Regions from separate parts of the Homo sapiens genome. Here all the other regions are linked to region 1. A link is a contact called in ENCODE Hi-C or POLR2A ChIA-PET data. All regions are on one chromosome and are shown on one strand. The core of a region is the stretch at or near the end of the contact, and the rest is flanking DNA. Distances in the headings are between cores, read along the strand shown. Region 1 holds the start of CHMP1B (charged multivesicular body protein 1B). Region 2 holds the start of SPIRE1 (spire type actin nucleation factor 1). Region 3 holds the start of PRELID3A (PRELI domain containing 3A).

Evidence for each region. A loop is a pair of places that touch in the nucleus more often than their neighbours do. ChIA-PET counts read pairs that join two places held with the same protein, here RNA polymerase II (POLR2A). Pooled maps may share reads with other maps.
Region 2: a map of sigmoid colon shows a loop between it and region 1 (4-fold over the local background). The contact joins the promoter of SPIRE1 here to the promoter of CHMP1B in region 1. A Hi-C loop is called at or near these places in 2 of 168 maps with a recorded cell type or tissue (posterior vena cava and sigmoid colon), 1 of 37 single-sample maps with no recorded cell type and 11 of 50 pooled maps.
Region 3: a pooled map shows a loop between it and region 1 (16-fold over the local background). The contact joins the promoter of PRELID3A here to the promoter of CHMP1B in region 1. A Hi-C loop is called at or near these places in 3 of 37 single-sample maps with no recorded cell type and 9 of 50 pooled maps. POLR2A ChIA-PET finds 5 or more read pairs at or near these places in 1 of 52 experiments (BJ).

What each region holds. Positions count from the first base shown.
Region 1 is chr18:11,848,487-11,853,468 of GRCh38, reverse strand. CHMP1B (charged multivesicular body protein 1B) reads right to left here and starts at 2,056. Exons shown (of 1, transcript NM_020412.5): 1 at 1-2,056. The coding sequence starts at 1,957. The coding sequence ends at 1,358. All of the region lies in intron 5 of GNAL (G protein subunit alpha L), which reads right to left. RefSeq lists a silencer at 1,345-1,639 and enhancers at 1,646-1,695, 1,964-2,203.
Region 2 is chr18:12,655,989-12,660,970 of GRCh38, reverse strand. SPIRE1 (spire type actin nucleation factor 1) reads left to right here and starts at 2,864. Exons shown (of 17, transcript NM_001128626.2): 1 at 2,864-3,441. The coding sequence starts at 3,105. It also overlaps a transcript of PSMG2 not described here. RefSeq lists silencers at 2,405-2,554, 2,605-2,674, 2,677-2,845, 2,715-3,134, 3,325-3,444.
Region 3 is chr18:12,406,387-12,411,368 of GRCh38, reverse strand. It overlaps PRELID3A (PRELI domain containing 3A), which reads right to left and starts at 3,440. Exons shown (of 7, transcript NM_001142405.2): 1 at 3,362-3,440. The coding sequence starts at 3,393. RefSeq lists enhancers at 2,613-2,862, 2,720-3,379, 3,380-4,041 and a silencer at 3,063-3,642.

The DNA of each region.
Region 1 (4,982 bases), core at 807-3,306:
ACTTGAATTAACTTAGGTTAGCATGCTTGCCAAGGCAAAAGCAAGTTGCTTTTCTCCATGTTTCGAGGCTATGAGAAAGCGGTGGATACATGCTTTACTTTTCAGCCAGAAAATACGCACTGCCATTCCTGAGAAGATGGCAGGCAGCACAGCTGGGCTCTAGCCTTAAAGACTCAAGCTTTCTCCTTCCTTCCAGTCCTACCTCTTTACTTCTCAGATTTCCAGCTGGCTGGATGTATACATAAATGACTTGCATGGCTAAGTAAAACATTCCAGCTTATATTTTCAAGGATTTCCAAGAGTTCTTGCTTTTGGACAAATTAATAAATGCAAATTAGAACTTAAAACGCAGTTCTAATTTTATTTCTATTTTTGGTTGTTAAAATCAAAACAAAACCTACACACACACAGTCCTAGGGTTTTCTCAAACGAAATCAACAGTTCTTTGGCAATGTTAAGAGTGTGTAACATGACTGCCATGCTAATTAGCATAATTTATAAGACTTCTAATAGTGTTGAAACAGGAAAATAACTATAAACTTGTTAGAGAAGTTCGTTTGAAAGACACTGTCAAATGTCACACTAAGTCTTTTTAAAAACTCAATTTAGTAAGTAGAAAATATAAATGAACAAATTTAATTTTTCCAGATAATAAAGGAAGTTATTCGGCATTTTTCCCAGTTACGCAAAGACAATTATCACGTGAAAAATTTATAGAATGTAAGCAGTAAGAGAGTATTATGCAAAAATATCCTAAGGTAATTTCAGTATAAATTATAGGACCACATTTATTAATAATATACGTTATGAGAACAATCATTTGCAGTCTCACTGTGAAGGCAAAAAAAAAAAAAACAAAAACCAAAACCCAAAGGATAAACAGAAATAGCACAGTCCACCGAATACACTGCATGGTGTTTATAACTGTATAACCAAACTAAGTAATCTTTCCCCTCTCTTTAACTTTTATGCACCACCTGCCATTCTAGATACTATCAATCACACTAAATAATAATAAAAACCAACCACCTTCAATCTGATCATTCTGGGCAGGAAACTGAATACAGTTTTGACCAGATCTTCGAGAAAGATTCATATACACGAAATTAACTAGTTCTGTTAAAAGGCTGCTATAAAAATACCATCATTACGAGCTATACAGAACTTTAGAATCCAGCTAAGAGTGCAGAAATACTGAATTTCTTAATTTATGTGGAGGGGGCTGTAAACCCAAAGGTAGAAGGGCATTTCAGCATTCTGGCGTGTTCAGAGTTTCTAGGGTATAGTATCTCTCTAACACACAGAGAGCATTTCAAAGGGTGGCTATGGCCAGGAAACCTCAGAGCGGGTTCTGCCGTCACACTTGATCCCGAAGGCGGGCCAGTCTCTGAGACAGTTCATCCTGCTCCGCCGAAGCCACGCTCGTGCCCACGGAGCCGGTCTGGCCCTGCGGCAGCTCCATGTTGAGGTCGAGGCCCGCCTCATCTGCCATTTCCTGGAGCAGCATATCCACTTGGTTCTGGGGAGTGGTGAGCGTCGTCGTGCTGCTCATCGTGTCTTCCATTTGCTGCGTCTGGACGTCCAGAGTCTCAAACTGGTGCTCGAATTTGTCCATCAAAGCAGAAATCTTCTCCAGATTCATGGTCTTCAATGTCGCATCCATCGACTTAACCACACCAGCCATCGACTTGGTCACCTTGCCCATCGTCACCGCCGTCTGGACCCTGGCAGCCACTGCATCGACTCGCGCACTCATTCTCAAGAAATTCACCGCCTGGTTCTTCTGGCGGATGGCATTTTCGGCGTGTATCCTCGCAACTTCCATGTTGCCCTTCTGAATGGCCTTTTTAATTTTGGCCTTTTCGGCCTTTTCCTCCTTATCGCATTTTTTGGCACTCCTACTCAGTTCTTTGGCCGCGAACTTCAGGTTGAACAGGTGTTTCTCCATGTTAGACATAGTCGGACGGCTCCTTTGGGTCGGCGGCCCGGCTGAGAAGCGCGCCGAAGGCAGAGAAGGTAAGGTAAGTCCGCTCCCGGCCGCCGCTCCTTTGTTTTGGTCCCACTTCCTGTTTCTACTGTGAGCGGCGCAGGTGGTGACGTCAGAGCCCAGCGCCAAAGGCGGAGCCTGCGGGACGGAAGGCGCCGGGGTGGGGCCTGTGGGACGTAAGACGCCAGGGGCTGCGCATGCAGGGGGATTCTGGCTGGACGCTCCGGCGCTGCGGCGGGGAACGCTCGCTTCCTGCGCTGCGTTCTACCCGGTTTTTAAAATTCTAACGCATTAGTCAATTCACAAAAATTAGTGCCCCCACGCACTTTCCTAGTAATAAATCTACCGAAGTAGACAGGATCTGTGGAGACCCGCGTGTAAAATTACCCACGCTCCAAACTTGGCAGGCTTTATAAAGGGTGACTGGCTAGCGGGCTAAAAACCAGCCAAACATCAGCTAGGTCTTCGCACTAACGCTTGCTTTATTAGCATGGGTAATTTCCACTTTCTCAGGGGAACTGGAAACCATGGATACATTAAAAACAAAAACATTAAAACACATTAAAAACAAACGGGTCATTGACGCGTCTCCATCTTTGACTACAATTTGTGCTAGAGTTCTGTAATATCCTTTTATTGCATTGAGTGAAAATAATCTTCAAAACTGTGGCACCACCAAATTTATACTTTGTCTGGAAGTTCAGCTTCTAGGTGAGTTGCCAGCAATTATCCAAAAATCGTCCCGTGGTTTAGTAATAAAAAGACCCATCTTTTGCTGACACCATTCTGTCTTTTTGATGTTTTATAAATATCCAAGGAACTTCACTCACATTTAAGTTTGACAGGCTAAACTGTCATTTTAAATTATGCAGGCAGAGTATGTTGAGATATCAGGACCCACACCCACGGGCATACATCAAAACTGTCACTATGTATTACGCCCTTTAAAAATGCTGGCTTTCAAATGGCAGCAATGTGTGCTGTCACTTTTCTCTTTAGAAAGATTCCTCCGATACAGCAATAACAATGTGAGAAGACCAAATCTGCCCTAATGAGGTAGGCTGAAAATGAACTCTGAGAGCGAATTCTGTTTAGAGATCATTTTAATCTAGCAGCCTGCCACCTCGCTTAGCTTCCTGTGATAGCTTGCCAGTCAGTTTCACAACACAAGACCTTCTGAAGACATAGCTCTGATGTTTTCACTCTCTTGCTCCAAACCCCGGGCATGGAGGCTAAACCTGCTGTGCAGCATGCTGGCTCGTCTTTCGCGCCCCTCCACCTCCGCCAGTCAAAGCAAACCGCAGCATGGAATTTGAGCATTATTTGCGTCATTCGGCCAGCGGGGAGAATGTGACTGACGCCCGGTCCTGTGGCTATGCTGTTCCTGTTGCCTGGATTTTAGTGTCCATGCATCTCTGCCTATTGACACCCTGCCAGTCCTTCAAAAGCCACCTTCACCATGGAGCCTCCCCAGGACTCCTCCTCTGTGTGGCCATACTACAGGGCACATTGCCTGGCAAGGGGTCTGTGTGTATAGGTCACCTGTTACAGTGTGAACTACTTGGATGCAGACACTGATTCCTTCCCCTCTCCATGGAGCCCAGCAGGCGCTCTGCACACAGCAGCCACTGAATCCAGATGGCGTTGCTGAATTTAATTGTATTTCAGAGGGGATAGGATGTTACCCTAGTTAGCAGCTTAGCTATGGTTCCTTTTTGCCCCGCAAAGCAGTAGAACCCTTTTTCCAAATGAAACTTTTCTAGAAATGGAATATAAACAACCAAAAAAAAGGGGAAGAAATCTGTTCAAAGTGGATATAGAGAGCTTAGGCCCCCTACTCTGCTCACCCTCCATTCCACTCTTCCCTTCTTTTAGGTCCTGGTTTTTCTTGGAGTTTGCAAACAAGTTTCTTATCCAGCTTCCATGTCATGCTCCATAGTTTTCTTTTTTCTTTTCTTTCTTTTTTTTTTTTTTTTTTTTGAGATGAAATCTTGCTTTGTCACTCAGGCTGGAGTGCAGTAGTGTGATCTTGGCTCACTGCAGCCTCCCCCTTCTGGGTTCACGCGATTCTCCTGCCTCAGTCTCCCGAGTAGCTGAGATTACAGGCACACGCCAGCACTACCGGCTAATTTTTGTATTTTCAGTACAGCTGGGGTTTCGCCATGTTGGTCAGGCTGGCCTCGAACTCCTGACCTCAGTTGATCTGCCCACCTTGGCATTCCAAAGTGCTGGGATTATAGGCGTGGGCCACCGTGCCCAGCCCATAGTTTTCTTAATGACAAATTCTGACTAGGTGAGATGGTTTGGAATATAATCATGAGAGACTCCGATAGATGATGATGATAATGACAACTAACATTAATAAAGTACTTATGCACCAGACATTGTTCTGGGCACTTTACATAAATTAACTCATTTCAGCTTCGCAAACCCTATGAAGTAGATACTATAAATGTCTCCAGTTCACAGGTAATGAAAAGGAAGCACAGAGAGCTAAGAAACTTGCCTGAACCCACACATTAGGTAAGTGTTAGAAACCGGATTCCATGGATGTATTGGGACCAGTAATAAGGCAATGGGGAATCCAATGAACATGAATTAATAAGAATAAAATAATGATCATCATGTAGCCTAAAGAAAGAAGTTGACTTTCCAGCTGTTTTTTTGAGAAGACAGAGTTGCATTGACTGCAAAGTTAATATGAACTTTATAAAGTGTGGTTGTTGACTGGGCATGGTGGCTCAGGAATGTAATCCTAGCACTTTGGGGGGCTGAGGTGGGTGGATCGCTTGAGGCCAGGGGTTCAAGACCAGCCTGGCCAACATGGGGAAAGCCCGTCTCTACTAAAAATACAAAAATTAGCTGGGTGTGGTGGTGCATGCCTGTAATCCCAGCCACTTGGAAGGCTGAGACAGGAGAATCGCTTGAACTGGAAAGGTGGAGGTTGCAGTGAGCTGAGATCACGCCAGTGCACTACAGCCTGGGTGACAGAGAG
Region 2 (4,982 bases), core at 1,615-4,114, 810 kb before region 1:
GTCTTTATACAAAAAAGAGTCAAGTGTTCATGTTGTATAACTACACTTAGAAGACAGCTAGGATTTTAAAGATTTTCCTTTATTTTGTGTAGAGAAGAAACATCACACAATATTCTACTTGTCATCTTTCCTCAACTTAATTACATATATGCTCACACAGGCAAAATATTTAAGTATATCATACCATGAATTGTTACTTGGCAATAAAAAAAAAAGCCCTTCTGTTGGATATAACTGTCTTGTGATACAGTGCAGTAATGTCTCCCTCTCAAAATGTGTATATGTTAAAAAAAATCATCACTCAAGGAAAATCCTAGTGTTGCAAATTTGTTTTTAAGAATGTATCTTTTGGCCGGGCACAGTGGCTCACACCTGTAATCCCAGCGCTTTTGGAGGCTGAGGCGGGTGGACCACTGAAGTCAGGAGTTTGAGACCAGCCTGGCCAACATGGTAAAACCCTGTCTTTACTAAAAATACAAAAATTAGCCAGGCATGGTAGCGTGTGCCTGTAATCCCAGCTACTCGGGAGGCCGAGGCACGAGAATCATCTCAACCCAGGAGGCGGAAGTTGCAGTGAGCTGAAATCGCGGCACTGACCCTAGCCTGGGAGACAGGGTGAGACTCTGTCTCAATTAAAAAAAAAAAAAAAATGCATCTTTTTCCATTGATTAGAGGGATGACTAAAAAAAGAAGAATGCATCTTTTAAAAGATAAAGTTTGGATTTCCTTTACTCACTTCCTCCTTCCCTGTATTGTTGTCTTCAAGATTTATTTACTGCTCTATGCCAGGGTTAGCAGGTTAATGGCTCATAGATTCCTCAGTTTATTAACCCATTTATCTTGTTTACTGGTGGGTAAGGCAAAGATAAAAATGTGTTTGGCTGTAGTTGTCCAAGTGCAATGGGCAGCAGTATCCCATAAGGCCAGGAGGTGGTAGTGTTGTCCATAAAAGTAGACCTTCATTTTTTTTCCTGGATTGTTCAAAATATTTTAAACCAGTCTGTATTTGCAAAATCCACACAGGATAAACTTTTGAAATAGCAAAATTTGGGAATGTTTGTCTGTTTTTAATCAAGAGGACAGAGATATATTTATATGTATATAGTGTCACACATAAGGAATTACATGTTTGCCTCTCTGGGCTTTGGCACACATAGATACTGCATTGCTACAAATGAGATTATGAACCTATAATTAAGTGATGCTACTTTAAGGGGTTGTTTTGTCTCTCTCGTACTGAAATTATAATAAGTTGCCTGGGGAGCTTTCTTCTCCTCTTTCAATTTATTATTTATTTTTTTGAGACAGACTCTCGCTCTGTCCCCCAGGCTGGAGTGCAGTGGTGTGATCTTGGCTCATTGCAACTTCCACCTCCCAGGTTCAAGCGATTCTCCTGCCTCAGCCTCCCGGGTAGCTGGGATTACAAGCGTGCGTCACCACACTCGGCTAATTTTCTTTGTATTTTTAGTAGAGACAGGGTTTCCCCATGTTGGCCAGGCTGGTCTCGAACTCCTGACCTCAGTGATCTGCCCGCCTCAGCCTCCCAAAGTGCTGGGATTACAGGCCTAAGCCACTGCGCACGGCCCTCTTTCAATTTCTTAATTTTCCTTTTCGTCCTGTTGCTTTTCTCCCTCCTCCCCATTCCCAGCTGTATGTAAGATGGTATCTCATTTTAATAGACTGTTGTTATTTAAATAGACTGTTGTAGTTTCTACCGCAAGATGCAATTGTTGAGAGCGTGATTTCTAACATTTTACATAAAACTGCCGTAAAAGGTTTACTGGAACTTAATATACATTGCCTATTTGGTTGATGCTTTCAACACTCTGTAGGGCTTTCACACAGGACTAGCCTCAGTGGAATTTTATCGATTAAATTAATCTACCAATGGGTGATTAAGAATTATCTGTTTTATTGCATATTTAATAGGTTGGGGGGGCGGAATTCTTTCTTTCTACGGCTAATTGCCCTCAGTTCAATTTTACCACTGTGATATTCATTCCACATGCTCTGATGAGTGTGGTACTTGAGACATTACCTTAGTGAGGGAAGGGACCAATGTTACAAATGAATCCGGAAGGACGCTAAAACTAACACCTGCAAATTATGTACATGTTTATATTCCAGGCGCTGGTTTAGCTTTTGGGAGAAGTCAGTGAGGAAAACCCGTAAAGATCCCCGTCTTTACGGTGCTTACCCTGAAGATGGGAGTGGAGAGGGAGGTATTCAACCAGCAAGAAATCGGAAAACGCGCAGAGCGGCCGCGGGGTCACGGGAAACTGCCGGAGGCTTTCAGGGCCCAGGGCCCGGCGGGGAGGCTTCAGCGGGCCTGCATTTTCTTAGGCATCCGCTCCAGGCGGGTTCAAGTTTTCAACCAGACCTTCGGCGATCCAGCGCCTAGGGAACGTCAATGCGGGTGACTTCTCCCGCTGTGCAGGGCGGTGACCCGGGTTGGCGCGCCCAGTTCCCCGCCAGAGTCGGCCGGGGACTTCCCTGATAAATGCGACACCCTCTTGCCCCTGCGCCCCCCGACCGCGCGCCCGGCCCCGCGTGTCCCCCACGCCCCACAACCCTGCACGCCCTACCCGGCCGCGCATCCCCTCCGGACCGTGCGTCGCCGCCCTCACCATTGCGCCCCCAGCTGTGTGTCCCTTGCGACCGGGCCCCCCGACCGGGCGTCACCGCCTGCGACTCTGAGAGCCCTGCGGGCTAGAGACCGTGCGGCCATCTCGCCTCGAGGCGAGGCCCTCCTGCCTGGTCCTCACCTCCAGAGCGTGCATCCCCCGGCCCGTGCGGCCCCCTAAGGGGCGGGCGCTGGGCGGCGCTGGACGGCGCGAGGCGGGGCGGGGCGGGGCGGGGCGCCGGACGCCATCGCGTCGCTACCGGCCGGCGGCTGTCTGACCGGGACTGCAGCCGTGTCCTCGCCGCCCTCCTCTTGCCCACGCCTCCCGGGCACTCGCCTGGTCCCGGCGGCGGCGCGCGCGGCCGCGTTGGGCGGCGGCGGTTCCGGGGATGGTGAGGCGGCGGCGCGCGACGACGATGCTCCGGAGCTGAGGAGACGCCGGCACACGGCGCGACTGCCGAGCGCAGCGCCCACCCGCGGGATGGCTCAGGCGGCTGGCCCGGCGGGCGGCGGGGAGCCGCGGACTGAGGCAGTGGGCGGCGAGGGGCCGCGGGAGCCCGGGGCAGCCGGCGGCGCGGCCGGGGGCTCCCGGGACGCGCTGAGCCTGGAGGAGATCCTGCGGCTGTACAACCAGCCCATCAACGAGGAGCAGGCGTGGGCCGTGTGCTACCAGTGCTGCGGTTCCCTGCGCGCCGCCGCCCGCCGCCGCCAGCCCCGCCACCGTGTGCGCTCGGCCGCGCAGATCCGCGTCTGGAGGGACGGCGCCGTCACCCTGGCGCCCGCGGCCGACGACGCGGGAGAGCCGCCCCCAGTTGCGGGTGAGGCCGCCGGGCCCCTTTCCCTCGTAGTTCTTGGAACACCCGCGGCTGGGCCGCCTTACCCTCAGCGTCCCCGGCCCTTCCGCCCCCGCCGTCCCCCCCCATTTTGCCACGGGAGACCCCCGGGAGGATCCGGCGGGGACCCGCAGGGGAGGACGGCGTCAGGCCGTGGCTGGCCGGGGCCCCTCGGAGGTCAGAGCCTCGTGGCGGGCGACGGCGCAAATCCGCTGTGCGGAGGACGTTTGGGTGGGCCTGGGCCTGCGGGCCGCGGGGCGCTCGTCATTGTGCTGCCCGCGGGACAGCTGCCCGCGGCGCGTTTGGGAGCGGTGGGCTGGGCCCTGCTCCGGGCCAGCGGCCTGTGCGCCTCACGCCGTGGCTGCTGACACACGGCCGGGTTCACGGGGTGGGGAGGGCATCGCAGGCTTCACGCGGGGGCTCCGCACGGATCCTCAGTGCCGCTGTCGGAAACACCGCACTCCTCACGGGAAACTAGCAGTATTCCACATTAGACAGCCTTTCCTCGGTTCGGAAATGTAAAGATGATTCTGAACCGTGAGAATTCTGCTCTTTGGGGAGAAATGGAAAAATAGACTAAATAGTGATTTTTGGCTCCTGGACGTTAGAAAATACTGATTGCATTCCTGTATGTGAAAATTTGTTGTGATGAAAAACAGGCTTGTAAAGTGAAAAGTTGACAGGATGTCGGGATACAAAGAGAAAATGGGCCTTAGTTACGTCATTGTCTAATGTAAAATTTTCAGGATTATGACCTAAACAGTAATTTATAGCCAGGGTTTACTCAGATGCTCATTGAAGAGGAGGAGGAGGTTGAGAAAAGGTTTCTCCCATCAGTTTTTATCTAATTCATTCTTTTGAGAGGCAAGTCTATTAAAAACATAGAAAAACAATCTACCCTCACTTTTAGAAAGTTGATGGAAATGTCAAAATGCTTAAGGTGAAAGATGTAATTTCGAATTAGTAAAATGACATTTAATGAAAACCCTTGTCTAACTTGATTAAAACAATATTCAAGGTTATAGTTATTCTTTCAGTTCCACCAGAACGTTTTTATCTTTTATTTTTTAGTGTCAGGTAAACACATTTTTATTTACATGCTTTTATCTTTTATTTTTTAGCGTCAGGTAAACGATTTTTTATTTAAAGCCATCTTTTTAATTGTTCTTTTGAAACTATTTCAAATAGTATTTTTGTTTCTTTGATGGGCTTATTGCTTTTAAACTTGGACTTAATCTTAGTGGGAAATACTTGCAATTATAATTTATAGTGTATTAAATGGTACAAAAGATACATTTATAAAATACAGCAATGTCTGCCAGGTGCGGTGGCTCAAGCCTGTAATCCCAGCACTTTGGGATGCCGAGGCAGGTGGATCACCTGAGGTCAGGAGTTCGAGACCAGCCTGGCCAACATGGTGAAACCCCGTCTCTATTAAAAATACAAAAATTAGCCGGGCGTGGTGTTGTGCCGCTGGAATACCAGCTACTCGGGAGGCTGAGGTGGGAGAATTGCTTGAACCTGGG
Region 3 (4,982 bases), core at 2,191-4,690, 560 kb before region 1:
TCAGCCTCCCGAGTAGCTGGGACTACAGGCACCCGCCACCACGCCCAGCTAATTTTTTTTTTTTTTTATTTTTTAGTAGAGACAGGGTTTCATTGTGTTAGCCAGGATGGTCTCAATCTCCTGACCTTGTGAAACGCCCGCATTTTTAAATGCCCCTTTCTATATTTTGGCCATATACTTTTAATTTTATTTAAACTACTTTCACCCCTGTCTAGGTAACACACACGTTAATTCAGTGGCCTTTCCCCGGGCTCTCTGTTTTTGTCTGAGTGTTTACACTGCTGTCTGCTATGATGATCTCAGGGGCGGAGTTTCTTCTCAATGTGGACACAGGAAGAAAACTTGATAAGATCAAACTGTTTGTGCCTAATTATTTCTTCATTTCAAAAGTACTGTAATCCCAGCACTTCAGGAGGCCGAGGTGGGTGGATCACTTGAGGTCAGGAGTTTGAGACCAGCCTGGCCAACATGGTGAAACTCTGTCTCTACTAAAAATACAAAAAAATTCACCAGGCGTGGTGGCACACGCCTGTGGTCCCAGCTACTCGGGAGGCTGAAGCACAAGAATTGCTTGAACCGGAGAGGCAGAGGTTGTGGTGAGCCAAGATCGTGCCACTGCACTCCAGCCTGGGTGATAGAGCAAGATTCTGCCTCAAAAAAAAGGAAAAAAAAAAGTAAATGTATTATTTCCAATCAAATGTTCACCTAACAGTACAACAAACTTTTTTTAAGTATAGAAAGAAAAAGAAAGGTCTATAATCCTCAAAGGAAAAAAATCAGGGGTTTCAATGGACGAAACAAGGGGAAAACTACACAGTAAGTCCAGCCAGGAAGCCAGACTTCCAATTTGTACTGTCATTTGGATGCTATGACACCTCATGGTACCACCTCATGGTACCACATCATTCATAACCCGTCCAGCCACAGGCCAATGACAGCATCCTCGGCCAGCCACATTCCACATTTGTCAGGCTTCATTACGGCCCTTTGCTTTCAAGTTCAAAAGTCTATGGCAGAGAATCAGCACCTAGTCCACAGCAGCTCCAGGGATGACCGGGATTCCTTTGGTGGATAGCTGCCCCTGTCCTGGAAGGACATCTGATCTCCATGTAAGATTCCTCACCCCTTCCGAGCACCTGCTAGGCGCCGGGCCCCGGCGGGGTGCCAGGAATACAAAATGAATGATGGGAGAAATGAAATACTGACACTCTACCACATGGTGAGCCTCAAGAAAATCATGCTAAGTGAAAGCAGACAGACACAAAACACCCCATATTGCAGGATGACATTTACATGCAATGTCCCAACAAGGCAAATTCATAGAAACAGAAAAGATTCCTGGTTGCCTGGGGCAGGGGTGAAAATGGGGTAAAATGTGAAGCTAATGAGCATGGGGCACCTCTGCAGGAGGACAGAAGTGTTCTAAGACTGGACTGTGTGTGTGATGGTCATACTTAGCAAAACTTAATGAATTATACACTTAAAATGTGTATAATTTTATGGTATGTAAAGTATCCTTCGGTAAAGCTTAAAAAAAATAAATGGGAGTTAGCAGCTGCAACAATTTTCAAAAGCATCAACTGTGATTTTTCACAGCTAGCTATTCATTTGTGCTTGTCCACAGACATTTCACAAACCTCTAGGGCAGACCTCGGCCATTCCATGAGAAAACTGAGCCCCAACCACCTGGCACTCCTGGTATGCAATGACTTAACTGTCCACAGCATCCAGACGGCTCAGTGATGCCCCCATCCTTGTTGCTGATGGAAACCCACTTGAGAAACACTGCAAGCCATACAAAAAATTAGATCCCATCAAGTCTAAAGACTTCATGAAAAATAATTTCAGAGGTTTTGAAACCACTTGATATATTTTTATTATAATTTTACATGTTTAAAGTCAGGCCAGTCACGGTGGCTCACACCTATAATCCCAGCACTTTGGGAGGCCGAGGCGGGTGGATCACCTGAGGTCAGGAGCTCGAGACCAGCCTGGCCAACATGGCGAAACCCTGTTTCTACTAAAAATACAAAAATTAGCCGGGCGTGATGGCCCACACCTGTAGTCCCAGCTACTCAGGAGGCTGAGGCACGAGAATCACTTGAACCCAGGAGGGGGAGGTTACAGTGAGCCAAGATCGCGCCATTGCACTCCAACCTGGGTGACCCAGCGAGCCTATGTCTCAAAAAAAAAAAAAAAAAAAAAAAAACCCAGCCTGGGTGACAGAATGAGACTCTGTCTCGAAAAAAATAAATAAAAAGAGTCAAAGGATGACAATTTCCTTCCACGCAGTACTTTTTTTCCCCCCAAAATAAAATATTTAATGCTTAAGTGAGGTCAGATAATTAAAAAATCTTTGTTGCTGTAAATAAACATTAAAGAATAATTTCAGTGTGTCACAGATCACTGACTTAAGGAAAAGATACCACTTAGGTTAGGAGGGCACTTTTTTCTTCTTTTTATTTGCACAATTCTATGGAGTATATGTGCAATTTCGTTACATGCATAAATTTCGTAGTGGTCAAGTCAGGACTTCTAGGGTATGCATTACCCGGGAAGGTGTCTTGCACCCATTAAGCAATTCTCATTATCCTCCCTGCACCCACCCCCTCACCCTTCAGAGTCTCCATCATCTGACGTTCCACTCTCCACATCCATGTGAACACATTCTTAAGCACCCACTTAGGAGTGGGAACATGCGATACTTGTCTTTCTGGGCCTGGCTTCACTTAAGATAATGACCTCCACTTCCATCCGTGTGCCGGGGGAGCATTTTTAAACAGTTCGAGGTTTTCCACGCTAGCTTGGAGGCCTTCCATGCCTACAAGTGAGTTCAGAGCCAGGGCCCCCGAAATGCCTTCTGCCCCTTTAGCTTCCTCCAGAGCTCACAGCCCGCCGTGGGCCCTCCGTGAAACGCGCGGAAGGTTTATGACAATCTCAGCAAAGGCGCCAGCTTGCAGGCCTCTCCCCTGCCCTGCTCCCGACCCCAAGGAGAGCAGCGAGCGCCAGGCCCCCGGCCGCCCCCCCGGCTCCGGCCGCCCCCGCCCCGGCCGCCCCCGCTCCGGCTGCCCCCGCCCTGGCTGTCGACCACCAGCGGGGCCTCTGTGCCTGCAGCCAGGCCCCTGCGCACGCCGGGGGAGAGGCCGTACCCGGCGCAGAGCCTCGCCCAGACCGCGGTCCCGGGGAAGCGCGCGTGCCCTCTCCGGGACGCCGAAGTTGCGGTCTGGGAACGGCCGGCGCGGGGCGGGGATCTCCGCGAGGCCCGCTGTGAGGTCCGGCCTTTCCTGGACCGCTCCAGCCGGGCTCGGGAGCAGGAGCCGGCGTCTGGACGGCCCCACCGCGGCCCTCAGCCCGGCCTCACCCAAACACGTGCTCCGAGCTCCAGATCTTCATTGCCGCCGGCGCAGGGCGCGGGCTCTGCGATCCGGGCCGGGTGCTTCGGGCCGCGCGGCTCCGGGCGCGGCGTGGGCGGGGCCTCGATGGGCGGGGCGCCCTTGGATGCCGCCCACCCCGTCTGGTGGCTAGGCTGGCTGCAGCGGCTAAAAATAGCTCTGCGGGCGCGGCTGTGGCGCAGCCCCAGACCTGCGCTGCTACCCTGGGGTGCGCGATGCGCGCTTGCTGCAGATGCCGCGGGCGTAGGAGGCGACGCTCGTCCTTACTCCCACTGTCCAAATTCTCCCAAGGCCCTGTCCAGCTACGCCGGTTTGTACTGTCGGGGACGTGTGATGAAAAACAAACCTGCCAACCCTCAAAACTCCACTGCAGTTTGGGTCTTGAACAAACATTAAACCAGCATGTGAGGCCGGGCGCGGTGGCTCACGCCTGTAATCCCAGCACTTTGGGAGGCCGAGGCGGGCGGATCACGAGGTCAGGAGATCAAGACCATCCTGGCTAACACGGTGAAACCCCGTCTCTACTAAAAATACAAAAAATTAGCCGGGCGTGGTGGCGGGCGCCTGTAGTACCAGCTGCTCGGGAGGCTGAGGCAGGAGAATGGCGTGAACCCGGGAGGCGGAGCTTGCAGTGAGCCGAGATCCCGCCACTGCACTCCAGCCTGGGCAACAGAGCGAGACTCCGTCTCAAACAAAACAAAACAAAACAAAACAAAACAAAACAAAACCAGCATGTGATGTGCATCACAAGCAATCCGCCAAATAGGCTGCAAAGACAGAAATCTCAGCCTGTATCAAACAGCCGGGAGGATGCAACCTACCCCACGCATGCTCCCGAGGTAAACGAGACAGCCCTCCGGGGAGGGGACTCCACTACACCATTTGTCGCAGAGTTCATCCTAAATTCGCCTGATGATGGAGTGGCCATTGGTAAATGCAGTGGCCATTTGCGTTTGCTAATTGCCTTTATCCAAAGGAAAAATGAATTTTCATACCTTTATGACAGGAGGTAGGTTTACAATTTGAAGCCAGGTGCTCTCTGGTAGCTGGGCTCCTACCCTCCCACAAAACTGGGAGACGGGGATGACATTTCAAAGAGATGACTCCCAAGTCCTTGAGAAAATACATTCTTGAGTTATAAAACTGGGGGGAAATCTTATTTAGCTTTAAAAAAATGTACGTGTATCTCAAAAAGAATTTGTGATTACAACTTGGCAAATCCTCTAAGGAAAAAGAGTCTCCCTTTCGCATAAACTACTTTTTAGCTTTGCAAAGTACCCTGCACTGCCACAAACGAAGTTGAAGTGCACGGAAGTGAGATGCTTGTTCTAAGAAGAGGGTACTCTTCTCCAGGATGAGATAGGGCGAGAGGGCAGGGCCCTTGTCTGAGTCGGCTGAGTCTCAGCCTAGAGCAGCGCCTGGCGCCCCTGGGGCGTCCGTGGGCGTGGGGAGCGCATTTGTGCAGTGAGGCAGGGAAGTGGAAGAGCACACAGCATGACCCGAAAGACCTGGGCTACAGTCCTGGCTCCACCGTCCACTCACATTGACCTCTACCTCCTACAGCGTTAAGCTCAGGATGATCTTCCAAAG